Regions from separate parts of the Homo sapiens genome. Here regions 1, 3, 4, 5 and 6 are each linked to region 2. Evidence: chromatin contacts called from ENCODE Hi-C or POLR2A ChIA-PET data. All regions are on one chromosome and are shown on one strand. Each heading gives the region's core, a stretch centred on a gene start or an enhancer-like site at or near the end of the contact. The rest is flanking DNA. Distances are from core to core; before and after follow the strand shown. Region 1 overlaps HCG27 (HLA complex group 27). Region 2 holds the start of HCP5 (HLA complex P5). Region 3 holds the start of VARS1 (valyl-tRNA synthetase 1). Region 4 holds the start of PSORS1C2 (psoriasis susceptibility 1 candidate 2). Region 5 holds the start of HSPA1B (heat shock protein family A (Hsp70) member 1B). Region 6 holds the start of PSORS1C3 (psoriasis susceptibility 1 candidate 3).

Region 1 (2,912 bases), core at 297-2,796, 260 kb after region 2:
AAATTTTTTTTTGAGACGGAGTTTTGCTCTTGTTGCCCAGGCTGGAGTGCAATGGCATAATCTCGGCTTACTGCAACCTCCGCCTCCTGGTTCAAGCAATTCTCCTGCCTCAGCCTCCCGAGTAGCTGGGATTACAGGAATGTGCCGCCATGCCCAGCTAATTTTGTATTTTTAGTAGAGATGGGGTTTCTCCATGTTGGTCAGGCTGGTCTCAAAATCCCAACCTCAGGTGATCTGCCCACCTCGGCCTCGCAAAGTGCTGAGATTACAGGTGTAAGCCATCGCACCCACCTATTATCTTTTAATTTATACAGTTTCAAAATATTCCAATGTTTAGTATATACCCTAGAGGTGTTTCAGTGACAGTAGAGGAGGTGGCTTTCTAGGTAACAAGAGAATCCTGCAACCACAGAAACATGTACCAAAATCCAGGAGGTCATCGGCATCCCTGTGAGCTAAGCCGGACGATGGAGTCCAGGGTGTTCCCTTGAATCCCCATGAAACTGAGGCCCTAGGAGGTCATGGGCATTTGCCATGCACCATTCTAGGTCTCACTGGTGCTGGACGTCTCCAAGCTGAACTGAAGTGATCTCTGCTGCCAGCCGGGGAGCCTGGATGTCTCACCAACAAGCCCTTCCTTATTTCACTGATCTGCCATTTTTAATGTCCAGTCATCATGCTTGGAATGCCTGGTTATAGTCCCCATGACTACACATCCATGTGGCCACACATCCTGCACTCAACATGGATGGCCTCTTGGAACGTCTCCTGTTCTCAGAGGAGACGTTCAGAACACACTCCTCTGAGACTCAGAGGAGTCTCAGAACACACAGAGCCTGGAGGAATGGGGACTGTTGGCAAAAGTAGATCTAATGTGTCCCTCAAGGTGAACAAAAATCTTTGAAGAGATTACTTGATTAACAAACAAGTGCTGGGCGCGGTGGCTCATGTCTGTAATCCCAGCACTTTGGGAGGCCAAGGTGGGCTGATCATAAGGTCAGGAGTTCGAGACCAGCTGAGCCAGTATGGTGAGACCCCGACTCTATTGAAAATACAAAAATTAGCCGGGCGTGATGGTGCACGCCTGTAATCCCAGCTACTTGGGAGGCTGAGGCAGGAGAATCGCTTGAGCCCAGGAGGTGGAGGTTGCAGTGAGCCGAGATAGAGCCACTGCACTCCAGTCTGGGTGACAGAGTGAGACTCTTGTCTCAAAAAAAAAAAAAAAAAAAAAGTTACAATAGCCAGTAAGTACAGATCAGGTGCAGTCCTGGGAGGAACAGCAAAACAAAAAGTGAAACAGAAGCAGCAAAAGTCCCAAGGCTGAATAATCAGGGCGTTCCATCCAAATAAGGTAATTGTAAACACTGTAAAAGCAGCAGCCAAATGGAAAGCAATCACAATTAGTTGCTCAAAGAATGTGAGTGAGTTAAAAGGTCCTCCCCCAAAACCTTAATAGATCTGGGGAAAGCAGTGATAGTCAATCAGGGGTCTCTGGCTGCCATAGTACTCACCAGTAGTGAAGGGAAACTGAAACCAACGAAGCAGACAAACCTCTGAGTCATGGCACCGGAAATGTTGACGGCTGTTGTAATACCTTGGTTCTTGACTTCTTCATTTAAAAGAATTTAAACAAGAAACACGCAGCAAAGGAGATGAAGTACAAAGCAATTTATTACAAAGGAAAAATATTATTTTGAAAGTTAAGTGCAAAATAAACTGTACACCCTGAGAGGATTCAGGGTGGGCTGCTCCTAAGGATGAGACAGCATTGATCACTGCTGGAGAAACTCCCTTTATGGGAGTCTTACATGATTATTCACAGGAGGTGGGTGGGAAGAGGTGTTACTAGCAAGCATGTTCTGGGCGGTCTTCTGGGTGCACGTGTGCAGTAGCTGTACATGCTTGTTCATACATCTCATGACTCATTAGCATCTTAAATCTCCACCCAGGGCTGTGTTTTTTTTCACTATTGTGATGAGCAAAGGGTCAGTCTGAGAACAGGTGGAAATGCACGTGTTCTGTACAGGGTAAACTCCCTATTGGAGATAGCTTTGCTTGAATGAGCTGGACTACAATGTGAATGCTAGAGTTTATTGTGTTGATTGTGTGGTCATCACCAGTCGCTATGTCCCGAGGACATGTTTACTTTTTTCATTACCTATACTTCCTCAATTCCAACACCTGCCTGAGCTTACACAGGCAAATAAATGACTCATTTCAGCACCACCTTAGAGCTTATTCAGTGCAGCCTTTGACATCCCTCAGAGGAGAAGTTTTCCAAGCATGATTTTATTTTGTAAAGCCTCCGTTTTTTCAGCCTGCAGAGCTGAGACATTGATAATTTTATTCTCAAATATTTAGAGACTTTCTTATAAGATTTTCACATCTTGGTAACAAATTTCACTTACAAAATTTGCCAGAATAGGCAAAAGGAAAGAGACAGCAGGAGGGATCACTAAGATTTTTCTTTCCTGTGGAGTATTTTACTGTTCCTGCTTCTCTTTTCACTTTCCTGGGCTTGGGGGAAGGGCAGCTCCCTCGGACCATGAAAGAAAAATGGTAATACGGAAACATCTGTCTTTATCGCCTCCCCCAACCCTTCCACTCTGCTCTGGCTGTGCCCATTCTCCCTCCCACCCCCTGGCCCATAAGCCTTTTCCTTCTCCCAACCTCACCGAGAGCCCAAACTCTCACCTACAGCTGGCTCCTCAGTGGGAACTGAGTCATTACCTGCTAAAGGGTAGAAGAGGAGAGAGAGAGGCCAGAGCCTGGGGATGGGGCAGAAGGTGCGGCAGGAAGGAAGGTTAGAGTGAGAAAAATTTCCAAATAAGGGGTGATGTGTGAGTGCTCAGAGGGTGACTGAGGACATCTCCAGCATTTCCATTGAGGAGGGAGGAAGGAGGGGCCCTTGG
Region 2 (2,709 bases), core at 126-2,625:
CCATAGGTGGGTTTTCCTGTCCTGCTCTCAGACCCTCAGCCAGCACCACTCTCTGGGGGCTGTTGATATTCCTGATCCACAGGCTTGGCACTGCTCTCCGTGCAGTATCTTCGTGGGGGACCCACTTGACAGCGAAGGAGGTGCAGTGTGGCCATGCTGTGGGACCCACTGGTCCTATCACCATCTGCACCAACCAAGGGCTGCTGGCCATAAAGAATGTTGAAAAGAGCTTCTATAGGCACAGCTCAACGCCAGCTTGCAGGAAGCACTCTGCGGGTGGGAGGGTGCCATCTTTCAGGACATGGTGCATTTTAAAAATCAAAGACATCTCTACAGTTCTGTAATCTCAGTAGGAAGAACACGTGGGTCCAGATACCAAGGGGTGGAAGTGGATGTGGCTCCATATCCCATTCCTTCAACTCACCTGTCGTGGGATTTTGCACTTCTCTCCCAAAACCACACTCTGCAGGGTAGAAGGTCCTGGATTCTAAAGGAGGGTACCCTTAAAAGGGGACAAATGAGTGCCCATTGAACTACACATTACAGCTGCCACAGGGGAATTGGACAGTATGTGTCCAGAGACCAGCGGGTGAGAAGAGGAGTCCCCTCCTCTCCAGGCACAGGTAATAGATCCTGATCCCCAGGAGGAGGCATGGCTGCTGTCACACAATGAGGGTAGGAGGAGTTCGTGTGGAACCCAGGGATCCCCTTGGGGGCCTCCTGGTTCCCCTTGTCCCATTGTAAGTGTGAGGAGAATCGTCCAGCCACCCAACCTGAGAGGGTTTGATTTCCAAGAGCCCAGACCCCTCAGGAAGGAAGATTTCAGTCGCATTTCCAGGTAATTTCCCAAGGCCTCGTTCCTGTGCTCTGACATCCTCAGCAGCATTGGTGCAGAGGCCCTACTTCTCTCAGGCTGTTCCCAGCGGGTGATGGGTCACACCAGGGACACCAAAGCAGGACCATTCCTGGGACACAGAGGACTCCTTTGATGGCCAATAGTGGCTGGAGGACTCTTCCACGGCCTTGATCAACTCTCCTTAGATTACCTGTGTTCTAGAATGCATCCAAAACACCTTCTCTCCTTCTGCCCATCACTTGGGGGCACACTTGCATCTCAGTCTATTGCCTTTTCCAGAGTTGTAATGTAAAAATGAGATCATTTCTGCCTTGATTGTAATTGTAATCTGTAATTAAATATATGTGCAGATTTACTCCTCCGGGCGGGCCCCTCGCTCCTTCCCGCAGAGGCTTTTTCCCTCCCGACCCCGCACTCACCTGCCCAGGTCTGGATCAGGGCCACGGCTCCCGAGAACAGCAGGAGGAGGGTTCGGGACTCCATGACCCGCAACCTTGGCGTCTGGGGAGAATCTGAGTCCCGGTGGGCCGGCGAGGACTTTAGAACCAGGAACCGCGGCGACACTGATTGGCTGATCTAGGAACCCAACACCCAATGGAAGTGAGAACTGAGGCCGCATCATGAGTATCCAGGTAAAAGGACCTGACACAGGTTGGGAAAGGTGGAAGAGAGAGAGCGGAGCTCGGGAAACCCCAAAGCTGAGCCGGCCCATCCCAGGCACCGCCCTCGGGGCCTGAAGCCCAGAGAGCCAAGCTCCGGGCCCTGGGACTTGGCTCTTACCCCCTTCTTTTATATCAAACGCTCTGTCTCAATGTCTCCCCGAATCTTGGCCCCGGAGCTGTCTGAGAAACCAGAGAAAAACCCTCAGCATGGGCTCAGTCCCTCTCCCTTCACTTTTCATCCCAGAATCCCCCTCCCTGAACTGGACTTCCTGCCTCCCATTCCTTGCCTGTCCCCCTGGACTCTTCTAGAAGAGAGCTCACCCAGGCAGCTTGATGCCACAGAGTGAGCTTCTCCTGGGAATGGAGGGAAAGACGGGGGTTGTTTTTTCTTTAAATCTGAAAAAGTTGTGCACCTGGGGATTTATGTGGTCTTTTGTCTTTGCAGGTATTTGTTTAGAAACAAAAGAAAGGCAGTTTTTCCATGACTCAGATTAATCTGGAGCAAATCCCTGGAACACTGATCAGCAGTCCCCTTTGACCCCTGCAGCAGTCTTGGGCACTGTGACTTTTTCTCTCAGGCCTTGTTCTCTGACTCATACTCAGTGTGTGTGGGGGTCTGATTCCAGCTCTTCTGAGTCCCTCGGTCTCCACTCAGGTCAGGACCAGAAGTCACTGTTCCTCCCTCAGATACTGGAACTTTCCAAGGAATAGGAGATTATCCCAGGTGCCTGTGTCCAGGCTGGTGTCTGGGTTCTGTGCTCCCTTCCCCACCTCAGGTGTCCTGTCCATTCTCAGGATGGTCACGTGAGTGCTGCTGGAGTGTCCCATGAGGAGTGCAAAGTGCCTGAATTTTCTGATTCTACATTTTTATTTGCCCCAGAGAAAGAATCCACAGTCCACCCTAGGTCCCTCCTAGAAACAAGGGTGTCTGCCTTACAGAAAGATATAAGCGCAGAAGCCTCTGTCTCTATGGAGATGAGGTGTGCCGTCCTCCCAGCACGTGGACATGCGGATGTGCTCACCAACTGGGAAGTTCTCCAAAACTCACTGTCTAGAGGTGTCTATGGAAGTTTCATTGTGTAGGCAAGATTGGTGAAATCATTGGCCATTGATGACTGAGCTCAACTTCCAGCCCCCTTTTCTTCCCCAGAGGATGGGGATGGCAGTGAAAGTTCCAATCCTCTAATCACA
Region 3 (2,918 bases), core at 86-2,585, 330 kb before region 2:
CAACCAAATCAGTTCATGTTTTCTGAATATGTATAGAAGATAAATACAAGTGATGTAATTTATATTTTAGAGAAAAGTTGTGACTGGGAATTACTAAACTTCATTCACTCATTCAGCAAATATGAGTTCATGATACAGATGAGACTTCTCAGCCTTAAGGGACCCTTAGAGACCATCTAGTGTGACCCTCCTTTTTGTTTTTGAGACGGGAGTCTCACTCTGTTGCCCAGGGTGGAGTGCACTGGCTTGGTCTGGCTCACTGCAACCTCCGCCTCCCGGTTCAAGCGATTCTCCTGCCACAGCTCCTGAGTAGCTGGGATTACAGATGCCCACCACCATGCCCGGCTAATTTTTTTTTTTTTTTTTTTTTTTTGAGATGGAGTCTCACTTTGTCACCCAGGCTGGACTGCAGTGGTGTGATCTTAGCTCTGCAATCTCCGCCTCCCAGGTTCAAGTGATCTTCTTGCCTCAGCTTCCCAAGTAGCTGGGCTTACAGGTGTGTGCCACCACGCCTGGCTAATTTTTGTATTTTTACAAATACTGCAGCTCTGTCGCCAGGCTGGAGTGCAGTGGCACGATCTCAGTTCACTGCAACCTCAACCTCCAGGGTTCAAGCAATTCCCTGCCTCAGGCTCCGGGGTAGCTGGGATTACAGGCGCCTGCCACCACACCTGGCTAATTTTTGTATTTTTAGTAGAGACGGGGTTTCACCATCTTGGCCTGGCTGGTCTTGAACTCCTGACCTGGTGATCCACCCGCCCTGGCCTCCCAGAGTGCTGGGATTACAGGCGTGAGACGGGCTTTCACCACCTTGGCCAGGCTAGTCTTGAACTTCTGACCTCAGGTGATCCGCCCACCTCGGCCTCCCAAAGTGCTGGGATTATAGGCGTGAGCCACTGCGCCCGGCCGTCACCCTTTTTTCATACATGAGGAGATGAGGCTCAAAGAGGAAGCTGGACGCCAGGGCCTCGGCAAATGGACCTCCCCTTCGGTCCTCATCAGGCGGCTCCCTGCTGGGCACCTCCCCGCTACCGGGTGGGGAACGCCCTCCACCGGCAGGGCCGGCCGACCCTCTTGGGCCAGTTCCCTAGCTGCCCGCTGGGCGCCGCCCTCGCCACCCGGCCGAGGACCCGCACAAGGTGCCCGTGGCGGCGCCTGACGGGAGCGTCGTGCTCAGGGGTGTCCTCTCGTCCTGCGTCCGCGCCCAGCGCCCCGCGCCCCGCGCTGTTCCTCGTGAGACCGGCGGGCGGCGAGCCGCGCGGCCCCCGGGGCAGTGTCGGACACGGCGGGCGCGCACTCGCAGGCGGGGCACGGCCGCCCCCGCCAGGACCCGCAGGCCCGGAAACGCTCCCTGTCACAAAGGGGGGAACACGTGGGCGCCGGCTGCCGGGGCGGCGATCTTAGGGAACTAGGGTCACCTGGAGAGCCGCCCACCGTCTCTGCCCGCTCGACTCCTCCGCCCGGGCCGCTCGGCCGGTCCAGCCGCGGCCGGCGCCTGGCTGTGAGGTGGATTCCCGGCCCAGTCTGACCATCTCCCTCCAGTACGTACACGCGGCTCGAACCCGCATCCAACCAGACGCCGACCCGCTCCTGAGAGCCTTCCACACTCCCCGAAGCCCCGCGATGGTGGATAGTTCCTCTTCCCCAGGAACTCCCCACTGACACTGCCCCTCTGAGAGCCAGGTCCTCGGCTCCTGACAGCCTGCCTGGTCAGACCCTCAGTCCTATGGGACTCGGGTGTCTGCGGCGAAGGAGCTCCCGTGAGGGTCCCCTCTCTACTCAAACATAGGACCCACCTCGATCCCGCAGTCTTCCCCTGTCTCTCTTTCTCCTTAGGTTTTTCCACTTCGTTCGGACCTTCTCATAACTATGTCCACCCTCTACGTCTCCCCTCACCCAGATGCCTTCCCCAGCCTCCGAGCCCTCATAGCCGCTCGCTATGGGGAGGCTGGGGAGGGTCCCGGATGGGGAGGAGCCCACCCCCGCATCTGTCTCCAGCCACCCCCGACTAGCAGGACTCCCTTTCCCCCACCCCGCCTGCCGGCCCTGGAGCAGGGGCCCGGTGGGCTCTGGGTGTGGGGGGCCACGGCTGTGGCCCAGCTGCTGTGGCCAGCAGGCCTGGGGGGCCCAGGGGGCAGCCGGGCGGCTGTCCTTGTCCAACAGTGGGTCAGTTACGCCGACACGGAGTTAATACCAGCTGCCTGTGGAGCAACGCTGCCGGCCCTGGGACTCCGAAGCTCGGCCCAGGACCCCCAGGTGAGGGGGTTGTACAGAAGAGGGGGAGGGGAGAAATTCAGAGGAGGGAAGCGAGGACTGGAATGGACAATGAGACAAGAAGGTAGTACATCAGATGTGGGAAAAGAGTGATCAAATCCCAGATTGCCAACTGGTATGGTAACCCTGGGCACGTTTCATAGACCCGCTGTGTCTTGGTCTTCCTATGTCTATGAACACGCAGGCAAGTTGATGTAATGCTTGCCTCACTGAGTTAATAGGATTAAAAGATGTGCGCAGAGCACATAGTTTAGTGCCAGGCACTTTTAAAGTCTCTTAGTAAAAGTTTGATGAGTCTGAAATTGATGAGGATAGAAGTTATTTGAATTGTAGGAAAAGACTGGGTGAGGGAGAGATGACAATTGCTGGGAGGAGATAAAAGAGAAATGAAATGAGGAAGGTAAGTGAGAGGAGAGATAACCCTGCCAGATTGTAACTATCAGTCCTTCCAAAGGAGACCTGTGCCTTGGTGTACTTTCAACTCTGCCTCCTTGCATGGTATTGAGCACATGATGGAAAATTAGTATTTCTTGAATGGATGAATGAATGTGGCAGACCCTGACTTGCTCCCTCATATTGTGATCACCCTATCTACAATAGAGTCCTTGCATTCAGAATGTCTGTCCAAACAAACAAATAAAATA
Region 4 (2,955 bases), core at 362-2,861, 320 kb after region 2:
GCATGAGCCACTACGCCTGGCCTGATATATATATATATATATATATGTTTTTTTTTTTTGAGACGGAATTTCACTCGTTGCCCAGGCTGGAGTGCAATGGTGTGATCTCAGCTCACCACAACCTCTGCCTCCTGGGTTCAAGCGATTCTCCTGCCTCAGCCTCTTGAGTAGCTGGGATTACAGGCATGTGCCACCATGTCCGGCTAATATTTTTGTATTTTTAGTAGAGACGGGGTTTCTCCATGTTGGTCAGGCTGGTCTTGAACTCCCGACCTCAGGTGATCCGCCCGCTTCGGCCTCCCAAAGTGCTGGGATTACAGGCGCGAGCCACCACACCAGGCCCGCGTGATGTATATTTTAAGACCTCTTTTGCTGGTGGAGGACAGGCTTTGTGTGAGGGGGAGGGATAAACAGTGGGAGCAAGGGGGCCAATTAGAAGGGTGTTGGGGAGGCTCAGGGGAGATGGTGGCTCAGGATGATGGGCTGGGTTTGGACAGGGTGTGGAGGGGCTTGCAGGTGGATGGTGGAGGAGTGTAACGAAGGTTTCTGGGTGAGCCCTGGAGGGAACAGATGAGATCACGCCATTGCATAATAAGGTGTTCCTTACTGTGGGGTAGCGGACCAGGCAGGGAACAACCTGGGAGGAATCAAATTTTATTTTGGACATGTTACTTCTGAAAGGCTAACAGACTTCCAGGCAGAAAGGTCCTTGAGGGAAACGTTCTAGGGGTCTCTCTGGGAGGCTTAGATCAAGGAGCTGAGACCAAAAGGAGAATGGGAGGGAGGAGACGAGTACAATAGAGTTGGAGCCAAGGTCCTAGAGGCGGATAGGTGGATTCCTGAGGGAGGAGGAAGGGGCTGAGGTTGCTGGAGCCTGGCAGCTTCTTCCGGAGCCATTGGCAGGACTGATGCAAACAGCTCTGGGTGGGAAGAGGGAACCAGGATATCCTCCTGTGTCCTTCCTTTTCTGCAGTCATCCTGGGTGGCTGCCAGATGGAATTCCTTGGATATCATTGCTTGGAGGTCCCCTGCATGCCTGAAGAAGGACATGGTGGAGAGCAGGATGCCTGGATCCCATGGGGGAAGGGAAGTGCCCAGGAAAGCACGAAGCCCCAGGGGGAGCTTTCAGTGCGGGGGTGAGTGGGGAGGCTGGGGTAGTAGCTGACACTGTCCCAGCTGCATCCCAGGTTTGAAAAGCACCTCCTCCCTCAGCGCAGGCATCCTGCCTCCCAACCCTGTAATTACGGTGCTTCCCAACGCCCATCGCGTGGTTTGCTCCCATTCTTTGGCTTCCAATAGTTGCAAGGGATGAAGGTGGACATCTCTGTGATTACGGAGATGCCAAGTGGGTATTGACTGCTCCAGGATGTGGATGGAGGGTGTGAAAACCAGGGTGGGGTGACGCAGGCTCTGGGTCATGATAGGGAGAGCAGGCAGCTGGGTCCTGGGCTGGAGGACTAAAATAAGGGACGCCACCTTCAGGGGTGACACATCAGCCCAGGCCTTCCCAACGGGTTTGACCAGTTCTGTTCTGATGGTATTCCTGTGCCACTGGGCTGGTCCCTCCTCCACTCCTCCCCTATAAAGCCTCTTGGGGTTCCCAGGCACCCAGACTCAGCCCACCCCAGCTTTGGGGGCCAGTACATAGCCATGATCCTCAACTGGAAGCTCCTGGGGATCCTGGTCCTTTGCCTGCACACCAGAGGTGAGGTGGGAACAGAGGCAGGGACTGCAGTTTGGGGTGATGAGGGATACTCAAGATGGCGGAGGTGAACTGGACGCATGGGGTTGGGGACAGGAATTCAGGGGACGCAGAAGGTGCATCTGGCTCACCAGAAATGGCTTTCTGGACACATTGGGTGGGGGACATGGTGCAGAAGGTGCATTTGGCTCTCACCAGAAATGGTTTGCTGGCTCCATGTGGCAAAGTCGGTCAGGATTAACGTGGGGGGGACGAGTTTCCTCGGAGCTGGGATCTGTGTTAAGGAGCTGGGGTCCTTGTAAAGCTGGGGTCTGTGTGCCTGGGGGCCAAGGTGTAACCCACTTTGGGTTGCAGGTTGGCCTGAGGACAAAGCTAGTGGGGTACCCCAACCAGGGGTGGATGGAGCTTATTTGGAGAAGTCTGGTCAGTTTAAAGTGGGTCAAGTGAACGGTTCAGATCCATCGGGGGTAGGGGTTCATGACATTTTACCATCAGTTAAGTATTTACAAACCTACCGAGAGCTCTTTGAGAGTGACTTTTTTGGTCTGTTTGTGGGTCAGTTCAGGCTGCGTCCATCCAGACAGGCTCCTCCTCCTGGGGCTGGGGCTGGGTGGGGCTGGGGAGAGAAGCCCTCACCACCTCTTACCTTTCTCCTTCCTCCTTTACAGGCATCTCAGGCAGCGAGGGCCACCCCTCTCACCCACCCGCAGAGGACCGAGAGGAGGCAGGCTCCCCAACATTGCCTCAGGGCCCCCCAGTCCCCGGTGACCCTTGGCCAGGGGCACCCCCTCTCTTTGAAGATCCTCCGCCTACCCGCCCCAGTCGTCCCTGGAGAGACCTGCCTGAAACTGGAGTCTGGCTCCCTGAACCGCCTAGAACGGATCCTCCTCAACCTCCCCGGCCTGACGACCCTTGGCCGGCAGGACCCCAGCCCCCAGAAAACCCCTGGCCTCCTGCCCCTGAGGTGGACAACCGACCTCAGGAGGAGCCAGACCTAGACCCACCCCGGGAAGAGTACAGATAATGGAGTCCCCTCAGCCGTTCTGTTCCCAGGCATCTCCAGGCACCCACGCCCTCTCCACCCTCTGATTCCCCGTGAATTCTTCCCAATTTAGCCTGTCTCCTTAAACCTCTTCCTCATTCCCTCGGTTTTATTCTGAACCCGTAAGGTGGTGTTCTCAATATTTCCTGTCCCCTCCTGAGATCCATACTTAGTCCTCACATCGCCCGTTTTTTCCTCTGACAGCCTAAGC
Region 5 (2,910 bases), core at 117-2,616, 360 kb before region 2:
ACTTGTCCCCCATCAGGATGGCCGCCTGCACCGCCGCCCCGTAGGCCACAGCCTCGTCGGGGTTGATGCTCTTGTTCAGGTCGCGCCCGTTGAAGAAGTCCTGCAGCAGCTTCTGCACCTTGGGGATGCGGGTGGAGCCCCCGACCAGGACCAGGTCGTGAATCTGGGCCTTGTCCAGCTTGGCGTCGCGCAGAGCCTTCTCCACGGGCTCCAGGGTGCTTCGGAACAGGTCGGAGCACAGCTCCTCGAACCTCGCCCTGGTGATGGACGTGTAGAAGTCGATGCCCTCAAACAGGGAGTCGATCTCCAGGCTGGCCTGGGTGCTGGACGACAGGGTCCTCTTGGCCCTCTCGCAGGCGGTGCGCAGCCGCCTCACGGCTCGCTTGTTCTGGCTGATGTCCTTCTTGTGTTTTCTCTTGAACTCCTCCACGAAGTGGTTCACCAGCCTGTTGTCAAAGTCCTCCCCACCCAGGTGGGTGTCCCCGGCCGTGGCCTTCACCTCGAAGATGCCGTCGTCGATCGTCAGGATGGACACGTCGAAGGTGCCCCCGCCCAGGTCAAAGATGAGCACGTTGCGCTCCCCCTTGCCCGTTCTGTCCAGGCCGTAGGCGATGGCGGCGGCCGTGGGCTCGTTGATGATCCGCAGCACGTTGAGCCCCGCGATCACACCCGCATCCTTGGTGGCCTGGCGCTGCGAGTCGTTGAAGTAGGCCGGCACGGTGATCACCGCGTTGGTCACCGGGTAGCCCAGGTACGCCTCGGCGATCTCCTTCATCTTGGTCAGCACCATGGACGAGATCTCCTCGGGGTAGAATGCCTTGGTCTCCCCCTTGTAGCTCACCTGCACCTTGGGCTTGTCTCCGTCGTTGATCACCTGGAAAGGCCAGTGCTTCATGTCCGACTGCACCACCGGGTCGCCGAACTTGCGGCCAATCAGCCGCTTCGCGTCAAACACGGTGTTCTGCGGGTTCAGCGCCACCTGGTTCTTGGCCGCATCCCCGATGAGCCGCTCGGTGTCCGTGAAGGCCACGTAGCTGGGGGTGGTGCGGTTGCCCTGGTCGTTGGCGATGATCTCCACCTTGCCGTGTTGGAACACCCCCACGCAGGAGTAGGTGGTGCCCAGGTCGATGCCGATCGCCGCGGCTTTGGCCATGCCGGTGCCCTGCTCTGTGGGCTCCGCTCTGAGACTGGGGGCTGGAAACGGCGGACGGGATCCGCGACAAGAGCTCAGTCCTTCGGAACGCCGGAAACTCAACACGCCGGTGCCTGCAGCCGCACAGGTTCGCTCTGGAAAGCCTTGGGACCGCGGGAGTCACTCTCGAAAGACGAAGCGGACCCTCGCAGCAGCTCCTCAGGCTGGCCGTTTTCCGGACCGCGCGCCCCTCGGCTTTTATAAGTCGTCGTGGAGACCCGCCTTTCCCCTTCTGAGCCAATCACCAAGCTCGATGAGGCTGCCAGGTCGGGAATATTCCAGGGGTTTCGCCTCCCGTCCTGCCCCCCAGCCTTCCTTGGACCAATCAGAGGGCAGGGTGCCGCCCTCTGCTCAGAACTCTCCAGAGTCTTCTGGGATTCACTGGAGGGGACAGGGGCCCTGAGAGAAAGGGGGAGTGGTGGTGGGAAGGGTGTTGGTCTCCATGGCGATGCTGGCCGCCTGCCCTTCAGTAGGTAATTGACAGGAAGGGCCCGCTCTGGGCGGTGCGAGATTGGTCGGATGACTTTGGAGACAACCAGAACCCGAAAGTTACCTTGTTTCTCGAAGGAGGCGGTGCATCGATGTGCCTGGGAAACTCTGATTGGACTGTGTCTGTGAAGGACGGAGCAGCCTTGGGTCCTTTCTCCGAGGCACCTAATGGCCTAGTCTGCCTGAGAAACGGACCGGCTCTCCCGGATGTTTTTTCCGTCTTAATGGGAAGGAGAAGGAAAGAGATAATGCAATATAGTTTTTGACATAATCTTTAACCTACAAGGATAGAACAACTGGGAATAGGAGCCTTTAAATTTTCACAAGGAAAGCAGTTGTGTAAACAGGCAGTTCTTAGCAAGACAGGGGCACCCATCCAAGGAGGAAGGGAGGCGCTGGTCGGGTAATGGGAGCAGTGGGTCCGCCGCACCCCTGTCCCCGCCCTCAGCCGCTCCCCTCAGCTGCAACCAGGAGTTAGAAAAAAATTTTCCTTAGTATGTAGGCCGTCCTTAAGGCATTTGGGATTCCTCCATTTCCCTCCCCATTCCTAGCTTGGGGTCTGGGACACCTCCTTCCTACTTTCTCAATTCCTGGTTCACTCCTGGACGGTGTGTAGAAGTAGGACCTCACAGTCCCGAGTAAGATTTTCTGTCTGTCCCTGAAACCCCTAGGCTGTTACCGTTTTTAGGTCAAATTTAACAAGATGGTGACCCTGGGAGGGAGGTGCGGGGGGTGTTTAGCTCTCTTTAACATCACATACTACAGCTGTTTGGCAGGTGGCCCTCTTTAAGCAAACTGTGTGGAGTGATGCTGGAAAGCAGGAGGGGTTGGGACCCAGGTTCTAGTTACTAGCTCCTCTTAACACCTCAGGTTATGTGTCTTAAGTTTGTTGTTTTCGTTTTGAGACAGTCTCGCTCTGTCGCCCAAGCTGGAGTGCAGTGGCGTGATCTCGGCTCACTGCAACCTCCGCCTCCCGGGTTTAAGCAATTCTCCTACCTCAGCCTCCTGAGTAGCTAGGATTACAGGCGTGCGCCACCACGCCTGGCTAATTTTTGTATTTTTAGTAGAGACAGGGTTTCCCCATGTTGGTCAGGCTGGTCTCGAACTCCTGACCTCGTGATCCGCCCATGTTGGTCAGGCTGGTCTCGAACTCCTGACCTCGTGATCCGCCCACCTCGGGCTCCCAAAGTGCTGGGATTACAGGCGTGAGCCACCATTCCCGGCCTGTT
Region 6 (2,796 bases), core at 56-2,555, 280 kb after region 2:
ACCAGCCTGGCCAACATGGTGAAATCCCCATCTCTACTAAAAATACAAAAAATTAGCCAGGCATGGTGGTGCATGCCTGTAGTCCCAGCTACTCGTGAGGCTGAGGCAGGAGAATCACTTGAACCCGGGAGGTGGAGGTTGCAGTGAGCTGAGATCTCACTCCAGCCTGGGTGACAGAGTGAGACTCCGTCTCAAAATAAATAAATAAAATCGGTGAGAAGCTCACTTCCTAAACCACAAACCCTCCTCAAATAATCAGAATTGTCTACTCTCATCTACCCTGCACCCCGTACTCTCCCTCTCTCCACAGTGGCTGAAAGAATGATGGGGAAGAGAGGAAGAAGAAATTGCCTTAGGCCTTCTCCCTCTTCTAGGGTCTCTGTCTTTCCACTATTTTCTTTTAAAAACTTTTTGCTTTTTTTTTTTTTTTTTTTTGAGACACAGTCTCACTCTGTCACCCAGCCTGGAGTGCAGTGGCATGATCTCGACTCACTGCAACCTCCCCCTCCCAGGTTCAAGCCATTCCCTTTCCTCAGCCTCCCGAGTAGCTGGGACTACGGGTGCGTGCCACCATGCCCAGCTAATTTTCGTATTTTTAGTAGAGATGGAGTTTCACCATGTTGGCCAGGCTTGTCTTAAACTACTGACCTCAAGTGATCCACCCACCTCAGCCTCCCAAAGTGCTGGGATTACAGGCGTGAGCCACCATGCCCGGCCAAAAACCTTTTACATGAGCAGGTTTGTTATAGAAGTAAATTGCCTGTCATGGGGATTTGGTATACAGATTAGTTAATCCCCCATGTAATTCTTTCCACCATTTATTTACCTTTCTCCACAGCAGCCTATTCCCTTTGAGGGAAGAGAGAGACCCTTTCGTATTGTTTTATATTGCTTTATACTCAGTACCTGTTTTAAGAAAAAACAAGGAAGTAAAACCAAAGACAGGCAGCCTGGCGCCAGGCCCGAAACCAGGCCTGGGCCTGCCTGGCCTAAACCCAGTAGTTAAAAATCAACCCATGACTTAGAACGCGATGTTATTCCTAGATTCCAGACATTGTATAGAAGAACATTGTGACACTCCCTGCCCTGTTCTGTTTCTCTCTGACCACCAGTGCATGCAGCCCCTGTCACGTACCACCTGCGTACTCAAATCAATCACGACACTTTCATGTGAAATCTTTAGTGTTGTGAGACCTTAAAAGGGACAGAAATTGTGCATTCAGGGAGTTTGGATTTTAAGGCAGTAGCTTGCCGATGCTCGCAGCTGAATAAAGCCCTTCCTTCTACAACTCGGTGTCTGAAAGGTTTTGTCTGGGGCTCGTCCTGCTACATTTCTTGGTTCCCTGAACAGGAAGCGAGGTAACTGACGGACGGCCAAGGCAGCCCCTTGGGTGGCTTAGGCCTGCCCTGTGGAGCATCCCTGCGGTGGACTCTGGCCAGCCTGAGTGACGCGATCCAAAGAGCGCTCCCGGGTAGGAAATTCCCCGGGTGGAACGCCTCGCCAGAGCAGCACGTAGCAGGCCCCCGAGGAGGATTAACACACTGGCTGAACACTGGGAAGGAACTGGCACTTGGAGTCCGGACATCTGAAACTTGGTAAGACTAGTCTTTGGAACTTGCCCCACTCCATCTGAGTGGAAGCATGGCCTGATCACCCATGGTGTGCCTGTACTGGCACTTTTATTCTGGTTTTGACTTGACTTAGATTGTGTGATACTTTGGTTTTGGTTTTGGTTTTGACCTGGCTTGGGTTTTTGGATACTCTGATTTTGGTTTGGTGTAAACTGCAAAAGTGTGTGTGCCCTGTTTTTTTGTTTTGTAGTGCACGTGTGGTGTGAGCGTGGTGTTTTGTCTCGAAGAAGCATGGGTCAGGCACAAATAAGCCCACCCCACTAGGAACTATGTTAAAAAAAATTTTTTTTCAAGAAAGAATTTAAGGGAGATTACGATGTTACTGTGACACCAGGAAAACTTAGAACTTGTGAAATAGACTGGCCAGCATTAGAGGTGGGTTGGCCATCAGAAGGAAGCCTGGACAGGTCCCTTGTTTCAAAGGTATGACACAAAGTAACCTGTAAGCCAAGGCATCCAGACCAGTTTCTGTACATAGACAGTTACAGCTGGTTTTAGACCCCCTTCCCCCTACAGTAGTTAAGAGAACAGTAGCATAAGCATCTGGCAGAGGCAAGGAAAGACCAGCAGAGAGAAAAAAAGGCCATCTATACCAATTCTAAGTTAATTTAGACTAAACAAGGTCTTATTAATAGCAAAGGATAATTGAAATCCCAAACTTACAAGGTTTTCAACAAAAGTGAAGTTTGCTAAAAATTAACAGTATAACATGTATTATGGTAACTTCTAATCTTGTGGCCTTAGACAGTCTAGTCCAAAGACAAAAAAAAAGTTCACTTTAAAAAAAAAAAGCGGGGGAGGCAGAATTTATGTAAAAAGAGTGTTATATGGTAAATTCTTGTCCTGAAATAAATTAACTGGTTGTTTAAAGAAAAAAAAATGTTTGTAATAAGTCAGAAAGTTGAGACATGTTGAAGAATTGTCGGCGAAAGTCGTGAAAGAAAAAATGTTATAAAAAAATTTATGCAAAAAATATTGTGTAATTTAAAAGTAATAAGGCCTCCTGAGTACTATTTAAAAAAAAAAACAGTTTATGTGCAAGGTGTATAAGAAAAGTAAAATATACCTTTGGTAAAAAGATTATAAGGAGGCATAAGAATGTGGATTTTTACCTACATTAAAAGGTTAAAAAAATTATTGTTTTGAAAGTGTAAGCAAATTTTA

Evidence for each region. A loop is a pair of places that touch in the nucleus more often than their neighbours do. ChIA-PET counts read pairs that join two places held with the same protein, here RNA polymerase II (POLR2A). Pooled maps may share reads with other maps.
Region 1: a pooled map shows a loop between it and region 2 (7-fold over the local background). The contact joins the enhancer-like site here to the promoter of HCP5 in region 2. A Hi-C loop is called at or near these places in 3 of 168 maps with a recorded cell type or tissue (CD8-positive, alpha-beta T cell and IMR-90), 4 of 37 single-sample maps with no recorded cell type and 11 of 50 pooled maps. POLR2A ChIA-PET finds 5 or more read pairs at or near these places in 7 of 52 experiments (CD4-positive, alpha-beta T cell, CD4-positive, alpha-beta memory T cell, activated B cell and 4 more).
Region 3: a pooled map shows a loop between it and region 2 (5-fold over the local background). The contact joins the promoter of VARS1 here to the promoter of HCP5 in region 2. A Hi-C loop is called at or near these places in 2 of 50 pooled maps. POLR2A ChIA-PET finds 5 or more read pairs at or near these places in 2 of 52 experiments (MCF 10A and naive thymus-derived CD4-positive, alpha-beta T cell).
Region 4: a pooled map shows a loop between it and region 2 (2.8-fold over the local background). The contact joins the promoter of PSORS1C2 here to the promoter of HCP5 in region 2. A Hi-C loop is called at or near these places in 2 of 50 pooled maps. POLR2A ChIA-PET finds 5 or more read pairs at or near these places in 3 of 52 experiments (OCI-LY7, activated CD8-positive, alpha-beta T cell and naive thymus-derived CD8-positive, alpha-beta T cell).
Region 5: a pooled map shows a loop between it and region 2 (5-fold over the local background). The contact joins the promoter of HSPA1B here to the promoter of HCP5 in region 2. A Hi-C loop is called at or near these places in 5 of 50 pooled maps. POLR2A ChIA-PET finds 5 or more read pairs at or near these places in 2 of 52 experiments (PC-9 and activated T-cell).
Region 6: a loop to region 2 is called in a pooled map, with 3 times the contacts of the local background. The contact joins the promoter of PSORS1C3 here to the promoter of HCP5 in region 2. A Hi-C loop is called at or near these places in 2 of 168 maps with a recorded cell type or tissue (both CD8-positive, alpha-beta T cell), 2 of 37 single-sample maps with no recorded cell type and 10 of 50 pooled maps. POLR2A ChIA-PET finds 5 or more read pairs at or near these places in 7 of 52 experiments (CD4-positive, alpha-beta T cell, CD4-positive, alpha-beta memory T cell, activated B cell and 4 more).

Annotation. Positions count from the first base shown.
Region 1 is chr6:31,202,710-31,205,621 of GRCh38, reverse strand. HCG27 (HLA complex group 27) reads right to left here. Exons shown (of 2, transcript NR_026791.1): 2 at 1,654-2,912. Among named protein-coding and RNA genes, the nearest start is that of HCG27, 6.4 kb to the right of the region's middle. RefSeq lists enhancers at 1-266, 267-986, 987-1,706, 1,707-2,427, 2,586-2,912. Within about 2 kb of position 1,546, at least 33 of the 41 ENCODE cell types and tissues checked have a DNase peak (open chromatin) inside an H3K27ac peak, as active enhancers do; they include CD4-positive, alpha-beta T cell, CD8-positive, alpha-beta T cell and IMR-90, where a contact is called at or near this core.
Region 2 is chr6:31,461,846-31,464,554 of GRCh38, reverse strand. It overlaps HCP5 (HLA complex P5), which reads right to left and starts at 1,375. Exons shown (of 2, transcript NR_040662.1): 1 at 1,276-1,375; 2 at 1-1,184. It also overlaps the pseudogene HLA-X. RefSeq lists enhancers at 1,309-1,603, 881-2,080.
Region 3 is chr6:31,794,169-31,797,086 of GRCh38, reverse strand. It overlaps VARS1 (valyl-tRNA synthetase 1), which reads left to right and starts at 1,335. Exons shown (of 30, transcript NM_006295.3): 1 at 1,335-1,541; 2 at 1,837-2,256. The coding sequence starts at 1,870. RefSeq lists an enhancer at 883-1,737.
Region 4 is chr6:31,137,722-31,140,676 of GRCh38, reverse strand. PSORS1C2 (psoriasis susceptibility 1 candidate 2) reads left to right here and starts at 1,611. Exons shown (of 2, transcript NM_014069.3): 1 at 1,611-1,705; 2 at 2,371-2,955. The coding sequence starts at 1,651. The coding sequence ends at 2,726. It overlaps PSORS1C1 (psoriasis susceptibility 1 candidate 1), which reads right to left. Exons shown (of 6, transcript NM_014068.3): 4 at 2,218-2,247; 5 at 1,898-2,021; 6 at 585-1,036. The coding sequence ends at 745. RefSeq lists an enhancer at 2,111-2,955.
Region 5 is chr6:31,826,194-31,829,103 of GRCh38, reverse strand. HSPA1B (heat shock protein family A (Hsp70) member 1B) reads right to left here and starts at 1,366. Exons shown (of 1, transcript NM_005346.6): 1 at 1-1,366. The coding sequence starts at 1,153. RefSeq lists enhancers at 345-973, 974-1,603, 1,627-2,438.
Region 6 is chr6:31,184,826-31,187,621 of GRCh38, reverse strand. PSORS1C3 (psoriasis susceptibility 1 candidate 3) reads left to right here and starts at 1,305. Exons shown (of 3, transcript NR_152839.1): 1 at 1,305-1,596. RefSeq lists enhancers at 795-1,382, 1,383-1,972.